2 separate regions of the Homo sapiens genome follow, and region 2 is linked to region 1. Evidence: read pairs that join two places in POLR2A ChIA-PET (ENCODE). Cell type or tissue: OCI-LY7. All regions are shown on one strand. Links, peaks and the distances in the headings refer to the core of each region. The heading gives the core; the rest is flanking DNA. Region 1 has its middle 5.8 kb from the start of AVPR2. Region 2 overlaps CCNQ (cyclin Q).

The links. ChIA-PET counts read pairs that join two places held together with the same protein. Peaks named below come from ENCODE experiments on the same cell type or tissue, not always from the same donor. Only the 100,000 strongest peaks of a DNase experiment are listed, where the experiment ranks them.
Region 2: POLR2A ChIA-PET joins it to region 1 with 7 read pairs; 1 of 35 experiments calls an interaction of 5 or more read pairs at or near these places.

The regions. Positions count from the first base shown.
Region 1 is chrX:153,896,143-153,901,510 of GRCh38, reverse strand. No RefSeq gene overlaps it. Among named protein-coding and RNA genes, the nearest start is that of AVPR2, 5.8 kb to the left of the region's middle. In OCI-LY7, for the core only: no CTCF peak of the experiment used is centred there; a DNase peak (open chromatin) is centred at 490; H3K4me3 peaks cover 725 bases; H3K27ac peaks cover 875 bases.
Region 2 is chrX:153,588,322-153,593,689 of GRCh38, reverse strand. It overlaps CCNQ (cyclin Q), which reads left to right. Exons shown (of 5, transcript NM_152274.5): 4 at 957-1,184; 5 at 5,236-5,368. The coding sequence ends at 5,325. Among named protein-coding and RNA genes, the nearest start is that of CCNQ, 8.1 kb to the left of the region's middle. In OCI-LY7, for the core only: no CTCF peak of the experiment used is centred there; a DNase peak (open chromatin) is centred at 2,069; H3K27ac peaks cover 1,108 bases.

The DNA.
Region 1 (5,368 bases), core at 135-5,134:
TGGGGGGGTTGTGTGTGAGGGTGTGCGCGTGTGTGAGGGTGTGTGCGTGTGTGAGGGTGTGTGCGTGTGTGAGGGTGTGTGCGTGTGCCAATGATGACAGGAAGACAGCCTGCGGATGATCATCTAATTGTGTCCATTCACCTAAGTGAATAATAACTGGGAAAGCTGGACAGAGCCTGTTTATAGCTGCGGAAAGGCAGCCCATGGAACTGGATAGATTAAGAGCCTCGCGGAGTGGAAGGGAGGGCCAGGGTCTCCAGCAGGTGCTGGGGTGAGGGGCGGGGGGTAGAAGGAGGGTGAGCGTTGAGGGCTTGAGGGCCGTACCCATAGATGGCCTCCAGGTCATCATGTGAGAGTCAGGCAGGAGGCGGCTCCCTGGCAAAACTGCAGAGATTTTTTTTTTTTTTCTTTTTTAAAGGCAGTGGCCCCTCCCGCTTTCCTCCCCAGAGGCGGCCGACTGCAGTTGCTGTTAGTGGGCTGTTTGGGTAACTGCCTCGGGGTTTCCCAGTCTGACTTCCTCTTGCTCTCTCTGCCTGCACGTTCCTCCCCCAGATTATTGCAGCAGCTGCTCCGGGTGTCTTCAGTGCTCATGCACTCACCACCCTGGAATGGCCCTCCGCAGGCAATGATTTCTCTCCTCCAGAATGACTTTTTTTTTTTTCGGCTTTATTGAGGTATGATTAGCATACAGTAAAATTCATTAATTGTAATTGTACTGTTCAGTAAGATTTGACAAATGTATACAGTCGTGTAACCACAACCACAATCATGACATAGAATAAATATTTTCGACATTCCAGAAAGTTCCCTCGTGGCCTTTTGCAGTCAAGCTTCTTCCCCTACCTGAAAGCCTAGCAACCACTGATCTATCACTATAGATTTTCCTTTTCTAGAATTTTATATAAATAGAATCATAGAGTATGTAGTATTTTCAAAAATTAGCCGGGCGTGGTGGCGCAAGCCTGTAATCCCAGCTACTCAGAGGCTGAGGCTGGAGAATCGCTTGAACCCGGGAGGCGGAGGTTTCAGTGAGCCGAGATCTTGCCATTGCACTCCAGCCTGGGTGACACAGCAAGACTCCGTCTCAAAAAAAAATAATAATAAAAATAAATAAATAAATAAAAGAGTACATAGTATTTTGTGTAACTTCTTTTTTTTTTTTATATTTTTTTTGGTGGGGAGGAGGCATAGTCTCTCACTCTGTCACCCGGTATACTGAAAGCTTTTATCACAAGTGAGTATTGAATTTTTTTCTTTTTTTTCTTTTTTTTTTTGAGTCGGAGTTTCACTCTTGTTGCCCAGGCTGCAGTGCAATGGCGAGATCTTGGCTCACTGCAACCTTCGCCTCCCAGGTTCAAGAGATTCTCTTGCCTCAGCCTCCCAAGTAGCTGGGATTACAGGCAAGCGCCACCATGCCCAGCTAATTTTGTACTTTTAGTAGAGACGGGGTTTCTTCATGTTGGTCAGGCTGGTCTCGAATTCCCGACCTCAGGTGATCCACCTGCCTCGGCCTCCCAAAGTGCTGGGATTACAGGCATGAGCCACCACACCCGGCCAATTTTTGTGTTTTTAGTAGAGACAGGGTTTCATCATGTTAACCAGGATGGTCTCGATCTCTTGACCTCTGATCCACCCACCTTGGCCTCCCAAAGTGCTGGGATGACAGGTGTGAGCCACTGTGCCTGGCTGTTGTTTACCATTTTTACATCTGTATTAATGAGAGATGCTGGTCTACGTTTTCCCTTTCTGTAATATCTTTGGTTTGGGGATGAGTATAATGCTGACTTTATAAAACGAGTTGGGAAGTGTTCTCTCTTTTTCTGTTTTCTGGAAGAGTTAGTATAGAATTGGTATTATTTACACAAACCTGGAGTTTTCTTTGTGAGAATTTTTTCAGTTATAAATTCAACTCTTCTGACAGATACAGGGCTAATCAGGTTATCTATTTTTTCCTAAATGAGCGTTGACCATTTGTATCTTTCAAGGAATTTGTCCATTTCATCTAAGTTGTTGGATGTATTGGAATAAGTTTTTCACAACATCCTCTTATCACTTTTTTATGTTTGTAGGATCTGTAATAATGCCCCCTCTCTCTTATTCTCCATATTGGTAATTTGTATCTTCTCTCCATTTTTTTTTTCTGATCAGTCTGGCTAGAGGCTTATCAATTTCATTGATCTTTTTGTTTTGTTTTGTTTTGAAACGAAGTTTTGCTCTTGTTGCCCAGGCTGGAGTGCAGTGGTGTGATCTTGGCTCACTGCAACTTCTGCCTCCCAGATTCAAGCAATTCTTCTGCCTCAGCCTCCTGAGTAGCTGGGATTACAGGTGCACACCACCACGCCCAGCTAATTTTTGTATTTTTTAGTAGAGATGGGGTTTCACCATGTTGGTCAGGATCATCTCGATCTCTTGACCTCATGATCTGCCTGCCTCGGCCTCCCAAAGTGCTGGGATTACAGGTGTGAGCCACCGTGACCGGCTCTAGTTTCTTAAAGTAGAAATTTAAATAATTATTTTGGGACCTTTCTGCTTTTCTAATATAAGTAGTTCCTTTTCCTCTAATCAGTTGTTTTGTTGAATTCCCAAATTTTCATATTTTATTTGCATTTCTATTCAGTGAAAGATATGTTCTACCAATAATTTTACTTGTGGTTTCTTCTTTGGTTCTTGGGTTATTTGGAAGTAGATATTTTTTCATTTCAAAATATTTAGAAAATTCCTAGATGTCTTTTTGTTGTTGATTTCTAATTCAACATCATTTTGGTCAGAAATCGTACTTTGTATGATTTTGACCCTTTGTAATTTATTGAGGCTTGCTCGATTGCCCAGAAGTTGTCTGTGTTGGTTGGGGTTCCATCTGCACTTGAGAAGAATATGTGTTCTGCTGTTGTTGGATGTAGTGTTCCGTACATATCAATTGAGTCAATTAGGTTGATAGTGTTGTTCAAATCTATATTCTTCTGATTTTTTTCCTATTTGTTTTATCATTTACTGAGAAAGGAATGTTAAAGTTGGCCAGTATGTTTGGAGATTTATCTGTATCTAGAACCCTTTAGTCCTATAAATTTTGTTTCATATATTTGGTAGATTAGGTGCTTATATATTTGAAATGGTTGTGTTTTCTTGATTATGTGTTCTTTTTTCATTATGACATGTCTCTCTTGATCTCTAGTAAACTCTTTGTCTTGAATTCTGCTCTACCTGATATTAGTATGATGCCATGGCAGCTTTCTTATGCTCAGTGGTTGCTTGGTATATCTTTTTCCATACTTCTACTCTCAACATGTCTGTGTCTTTATGCTTCAAATGTGCTTCTTGTAAATAACATATAGCTATTTTATCTAGCCCAACAGTCTCTGCCTTTTAACTGGTGTGTGTGGCAGATTGTGTTTTTCAAAGGTAGCCCCAACAATATCTCCCATCCCACATGCTCTCCTGGAACCTTGCCACTTCCCCATCAAGAGGTGGAATTTAACCCTCCCCCCTATAATCTGGGCAGGCTTGTGACTTTCTTGTACTCAAGATAATATGGTAAAAGTGGTGCTGATTGATTTCTGAGGCTAGTGCAGAAAAGGTAATGCAGCTTCTGCCTTGTTAACAGGGACACTCACTCTTCAAGCCTTTAGCCACCATGTAAGCATTCCAACTTCCCTGATGCTATAAGGAAGCCCAATTCAGCCATCATGGAAGGACCACAGAAAATGGCTCTGAGGCCAGGCACAGTAACTCACACGTGTAATCCCAACACTTTGGGAGGCTGAGGTGGGTGGATCAAGAGGTCAGGAGATAGAGACCAGCCTGACCAACATGGTGAAACCCTGTCTCTACTGAAAAACACAAAAATTAGCTGGGTGTGCTGGCGTGCGCCTGTAATCCCAGCTACTCGGGAGGCTGAGGCAGGAGAATGGCTTGAACCCGGGAGGCGGAGGTTGCAGTGAGCTGAGACCCCGCCACTGCACTCCAGCCTGGGCAACAAAGTGAGACACCTTCTCAAAAAAAAAAAAAAAAAAAAGGCTCTGAGGCAATATGAAGAGGGCCACCATCTGACAGCCACCACATGAAAGACCTGGGCCAGGACTGCCCAGGTGAGCCCTTCCCAAATTCCTTTTTTTTTTTTTTTTTAAGGCAGGGTCTCACTCTGTCAGCCAGGCTGGAGTGCAGTGGCATGATCACGGCTCACTGCAGCCTCGACCTCCCGGGCTCAAGGGATCCTCCCATCTCAGCCTCCTGAGTAGCTGGGACTATAGACATGTACCACCATACCCAGCTAATTGTTGTATTTTTATAGAGACAGGGTCTTTCCATGTTGCCCAGGCTGTTCTCAAACTCCTGGGCTCAAGCAATCCTCCCACTTCAGCCTCCCAAAGTACTGGGATTACAGGTGTGAGCCACCACACCTGGCCTATTTCTATTTTAAGAAGTAAATAATCATATATATTTATCCCTCCTGGGGTAAATATATGTAATAGAACAGTGGGGAAGATACACATAAAATTATGCCCCAAAAAGGGCATGACCCTTCTTGTCAGGCCATTAGTGTGTGCATGCGTGTGTGTGTATTAGAGGCTGGTGTGTAGTTAAGTGGAGTCTGGGGTTTCTTGTTGCTTTGCGTAGACTCAGTTTTCTGTATACTTCGAATGATTTCAGAGCAGGATCAGAACATTCTCTTTGGTGGGACTTGTGATCTGAGTGGCTGGGAGTTTCTTTGATTCTCCTGCCTCACCCGTAGACTTCAGCAGATCCCTGAGCGCACATTCCCGGGTGCCTATTGTAGGTCTTTTGCCTCCACTCCAACCACAGTTCGCTTCTGGTTTGTACTCAGTGTAAGGATTAGAATCAACCGGAAGGTTTGTTTCAGTTCTTCTGTCCTGCCTTAAGACTTCCTAGAGCCTGGGGATGAACTCTTCAGTCCTCCTGCCCTGCTTCATTCACCAGTTACAGCTGCTCTGTACTCAGTGGAAGGTCAGGAGCCCCAGGGGGGTTCCTGTCGGTTCCCTTGTCCTGCATCCAGACTTCAGCAGCCTGAGCACATGTCTACCTCGGAGAGTATCTTTCGGCCCACCTGCTTTGCCTTCAAACTTTCTTGGTGAAGGCCCATGCAAAAGAGTTAGTGGGTGAATGTAAGCTCTCTTGAATGGGAGGCATTAGAGAGTCTATAGCCTCATGCCGTCGCACACTCAGCCTTTTAAAATGTGTTCAGAGTTTCTCTGTTTCTTTTGTACACAAGTCTGTGGCAGCCTCCTCTTCCTGCTGCTGCTGTGCCAAAAATCAAAGCAGCTATGGGGCTCTTTTCTCCTAGAAAGGGCTTTTCAAGATTTTGATTTTTTTTCCCCCCAACCTCAGCTTCCCGATAGCCTTAAAAGAAAAA
Region 2 (5,368 bases), core at 82-5,081, 310 kb after region 1:
CACAGCCAAGGTGAGAGACGGTTCCACCCGCATGGGCCCTTCGTGTTGCCTTTATAATCTTGCCTCCAGCCTTCCACACTCCCACCTCAGTACCTGGAAAGCCCTGGTCTGGGATTTCTGCGCAGTAGTGTCTTAGTGGGCAGAATGCTTGCTGAGCATCCTGGGGGAAGGTGGGAGATGCCCTGGTGGCTGCAGGGTGGAGTTGTCAAGGCGACAGGGCTTAGGAAAGAGCAGCACTCAGACCTCAAGGGGTGTGTGATCTGTGCCCAGATGGGGAACTGATAGCTTGGTGTGGCTGGGAGCCTGCCAGCCCCTTCCCCTCCTTCCAGTCAGGGCTGGGGTGGAAAGTAACCTATGTATCCCTCCTGCATGGTGTGCTGGGGTCACACGCATGTGTGTTCCAGACTGTCCAGAGAGCTCGCAGCATCTGTCTTATTGTGTGAGGTTCTGGCAAAATGTCAGTGTTCTGAGAGCAGGAGCTGGCAGCTGGGCTGGGAGGTCATTTGGATGTTGTGGCCGAGGACAGCATGTGCCCTTGGCAGCAGGCCAGATGCATGGGGAGCAGCACCTTCTGTTCTGCCCATGAAGAGGGTGCTTTCCGGAGCACCAGGCCCCGAGGAATTTCATGGTGGCCAGAGCGGGCCCTGTGGTGGAGAGGGACTGTGGTGGGGGTGGCCCTCGTAGGTTTCCCTAGAGCTGGGTCTGGAGGGTGAGAGTGGGCAGGTGCATACGGTGAGCTGGTTTCAGGCAGAGGGCTCAGCAAGTGCGAAGGCCCTAGATGGGGTTTGCTGGAAGGCAGGGTGGGATCGGCAGGAGATGGGGCCAGCAGAAGGCCTTGGGGCTTCTTCCTGAGGGACATGGAAGCTGCTGGAGGGTTGGAGCAGGTGCTGATATGATTATGTCAGCATGAGGAGAGCAGCTGGTGGGCCTAAAGGCTGACACACGTGTCTTTGCAGTACCTGCTCCACTACCTGGTTTCCCTCCAGAACTGGCTGAACCGCCACAGCTGGCAGCGGACCCCTGTTGCCGTCACCGCCTGGGCCCTGCTGCGGGACAGCTACCATGGGGCGCTGTGCCTCCGCTTCCAGGCCCAGCACATCGCCGTGGCGGTGCTCTACCTGGCCCTGCAGGTCTACGGAGTTGAGGTGCCCGCCGAGGTCGAGGCTGAGAAGCCGTGGTGGCAGGTGAGGTGGCTGCTTGGCACACTGGACGTGCCCCCTTTCCCTCTGGAAGTCTCTGTATTGCAGTGCTCACCAAATTCTATTAATTATCCATGAAGAAAGATACGGGCTGCTGGGGAACATGGAAGCTCGAAAGTACCCTGTTGCGATGGCCTGGGACAGGCTCTCCCCCTCGGCACAGTTGCCATTTAGGGGTCCCGGATGTCGAACAGGAGTGCTGGCCTCCACCGACGTCGCCGGTGTCCCGGGAGGAGGGTTGCCCCAGCGGAGAACCGCTTTTACTGAATTGAGTGGGAACTTGACTGTGATCACAGGTTACTAAACCTGGCTTCCCATCAGAAACATCTGGGGTGCTTTATGGAGAGGGCTGGATGGCTAGGTAGGTGACAGCTAGCTGGCTAGTTGACAGACACCTGGATGGATAGGGGAGAGAGCTGATGGGCAGGGTGGCGGGTGATTGATAGGTATTAATAGGTAGATCATGGAGGGTAGATGGTGGAACTCTGTAGGCCTGTGCATAGGACAGCTTTCCAGGTGGCTGGTGCTGTTCTGCATAGAGGTAGCCCTGCCTCTCTTCCCTGGCCCGTGTGCCTTGTGGAAGACCACAGCATTTGCTGATTTTTGCGTGTTTATTGTGTAATCTCGTATCCCCAGTCAGCTGTGAGTGCCTGAGGCTGGGCATCTCTTCCCCAGTCTCCCGCGCCTCCCTGGCACCAAAGCGGGTGCTCATGTGTCTTTGAACCCATGCACCCATGTTCCCAGTCTCAAGCCGGAAGCACCCTGTCCCCAAGGCAGTGTGCAGGTGGTGCAGGGCCATCTGTGTAGACAGTGTTGCCCCACGCTCGGGCTGCTCAGGGACTTTCACATAATGTGGCTGCCTCGTGCTCAGGGTTGGACTCTGGGGGGGGCAAACACCCTCTGGGGACATCTGGTGGGTGTGGCCCTGGCCCTGGGCTGCCTGGCTATGCTGCATCTGTCTTCCTTTCTGCTCTGTCTTCTGCGCTTGCTCGTAAACCTCACCTGGTGTGGCAGTACCACCTGCGTCCCATGCTCAGCCCCTCCCAGAGGAGTGCGAGCCCAGGTAACCCTGCACAGCCAGGAAGCAGCTCTACCAGCAAGTTGTTTGCTGGCGGCCCAGACTCACCCAGTCATCGTTCAGACTGGGAAGAAGTTACCCTTTGTGGGGTGTGGAACTTCTGTTCAGCCAGCTCTTCTTAAAGGCTCTGCTAAACTTGACCTGACCTTTGCCTCCCAGCTCGGGGCTGTGCACCAGAAGCTTCCGGAATCCAGGTGCCTCCTGTGGGCTGGCGGGGTGCGAGGGCCTGATCCCCCATGATGAGTGAGATCCTGGGAGGCCTCACCCACCCGGGTGCTGCAGAGCTCACGGCCTGGCTTTTGAAACCCTTTCTTCCTTGTGTGCTCTCGGCTGCCACTTCTTACGGTGACTCCTGTCACTTATCTGCCACGGGCTCAGCATGGCAGCTTGATGTGCTTCCCTGGAGAAGCCTGCCTGCACTCTGACTTGCCAGATGAGCAGGGACAGTAGCGGGGTCAGAAATGATGCAGGTCGTCACGCAATGCTGCTGAAACTTCCACGTCCAGAGCCACACCGAGTGCCCTCCATCCCCTTGTTCCTGAGCAGAAGGAGAACCTGCCTCTTTCCAGCCACTGCTGCTTTTTGTCTTATAAGCAGATGGACTGCCCTCAAAAAGGCAGAGTCCCCAGAGGCCAGCAGTGTCTCCTCCTAGGACTTGGGTCTGTGTCTCTTCTGCTGTCAGGTGCCCCAGGGTTGCCACCTGTTCTGGACTGTTACATTTAATTGTGGTGACATAGACATCACCTAAATTGTACCACGTTCACCATTTTTAAGTGTGCGGCCCAGGGACGGAAGCACATTCACGGTGCTGTGCAGCCATCACCACCATCCAGCCGCAGAAATTGTTCATCTTCCCAAACTGAAGCTCTGGCCCCGTTCAACCCCAACTCCCCACCCCCAAGCTCCTGGCACCCAACCTTCCACTGTCCTCTACAGAGTTCACGGCTCTCCTTTGAGGCCCCTCACAGGAGTGGAATCCTACAGTGCGGGCCTTTCTGTGACTGGCTTCTTTTGCTGAGCACAATGTTGGAGCCCCCGTCTCAGAATGTCCTTTCTTTTGATGGCTGAATCATATTTCATGGCCTGCATGGACCATATGATATTAACATATTCATCCATCGATGGATGCAGGCTGCTTCCACGTTTTGGCCTTGCTTTTTTTTTTTTTTTTTTTTTTTTTTAATAGAGACAGAGTCTCACTCTATTGCCCAGGCTGGAGTACAGTGGCGCAATCTCAGCTTACTACAGCCTCCACCTCCTTGGTTCAAGTGATTGTCCTGCCTCAGTCTCCTAAGTAACTGGGATTACAAGTGCCTGCCACCACACCTGGCTAATTTTTGTATTTTTAGTAGAGACGGGGTTTCACCATGTTGGCCAGGCTGATCTTGAACTCGTGACCTCCAGTGATCCACCCGCCTCGGCCTCCCAAAGTGCTGGGATTACAAGCGTGAGCCACTATGCCCAGCCCCTGAATGTTTTTTAATGATTGCTTCTGAGCTTGGGGTCTCCAGGAGCACACAGGTCATGGACCCCAGCAAGCAAGTGTGCATTTCTGAAGTATTTGTTTTTCACCCAGAGCCCAGGGTAAGACAGCTATGCTTCCTGAGTCAGGACTTGGAGGGCGTCCAGGTCACCATCTCCTACCTGAGGTTGTAGGCCACAGAGGAACCTAGGGTTCTTTGGGAGCATTCAGCAGGGGTGGACGTAGGTCCAGTTCTTGCCTTGACTTGGCCCAAGGCCTTGATCTGATTGGTACATTGGTTCCCCAGGCAGCAAGCTCTGGCACAGGGTGGCTACAGACGCAGCATCTGACCAAGGTCTTGCTGCTTTACTTACTATTTCCCTTATCATTGGGGATCCCGAAGAGCACCCTGGGGCTCAGTGCTGTGCCGGGAGGGCTCGGAACTCAGAAAAGCTGTCACACTCCCAGTTCCGGTTTATTACAAGGAAAGGACACAGGTTACCGTGAGCGAAGGCTCAGGGCGCACAGGGCGGGCTCCAGGAGAGACCAGGCGTGAGCTTCAGCGGCTCCTCGCCCAGGGGAGTTGTGCAGACGGCACCTGTTTCTTTCGGCAACAGTGTGGGACAGCGAGCACGGAGTCACAACCGGGAAGCTCATCCCAGCCATGGCGGCCAGGGTTTCCGTGGGAGGTGGTGGGCTGCATGGGCATGGAGCGCCTGCGTGGCCAACCCTGGTCACTTGGGCTGCAGCCACCAGAGATCTGGCTGGGACTCTGTGGCCCAAGGCCCTCACCATAAATGATGTGGTTAGCACAGACCGCCTGGCAGTCCAGTAAACCAAGACGCTCACACGGGGCAGGATTTTCTAGGGGCCTAGAGGTTATCCTCCAGGAGCCAGGCAGAGGCCAGACCTGCCTTTGGAAGGTACAGGGTGTGGACCCCAGCCTGTGGCGTGGCCCTGGGCTGCAACCCTCCTGCCATGGGCCCCGAGGATGTCCTTCGCCGTCTTGCGAGTGCTCCTGCACGTGGCGGTCCGGACTGTGGAGTGGGTCCACATGCTCCCCAGGGGCTGGGTTAGGGTAGGCGTGGGGTCCGGGTACTTAGCCTGCCTGTGGCTGCACAGGGACTGCCACCCTCTCCTCTTGCCAGTGTCCGCAGAGACCCTGGACCTGAGGGAGTCCCGGGCAGGAGGCAGGAGCCTGTGCTCTGGACCCAGCTGTGTTACCAATTCCCTGTATGACGTTGGACAGGTCCCCTCCTCTCTGAGTCAGAAGATCACCAAGGCCTGTTCCATCTGGAATGTTCTCGGCCTTGTAAAGTGTTTGGCCTCAACGGGCTGGAATTAAACTGGCTTTGCAGGAGAGCTACTGTCTTCCTACATAGCCAAGTCCCTGTGCCCCTCCCCTGCCCATGAAATGTGATTCTCTGCTTAGTGACAGGTGCCTTGTTTAACATAGAGGGAGTCTAACTGGAACCTGTTTTCCTTCTTCTTTCTAGGTGTTTAATGACGACCTTACCAAGCCAATCATTGATAATATTGTGTCTGATCTCATTCAGATTTATACCATGGACACAGAGATCCCCTAAGGTCCTGGCCCAGGCCTGCCCAAAGAGAAGCCCAGGATGGTCG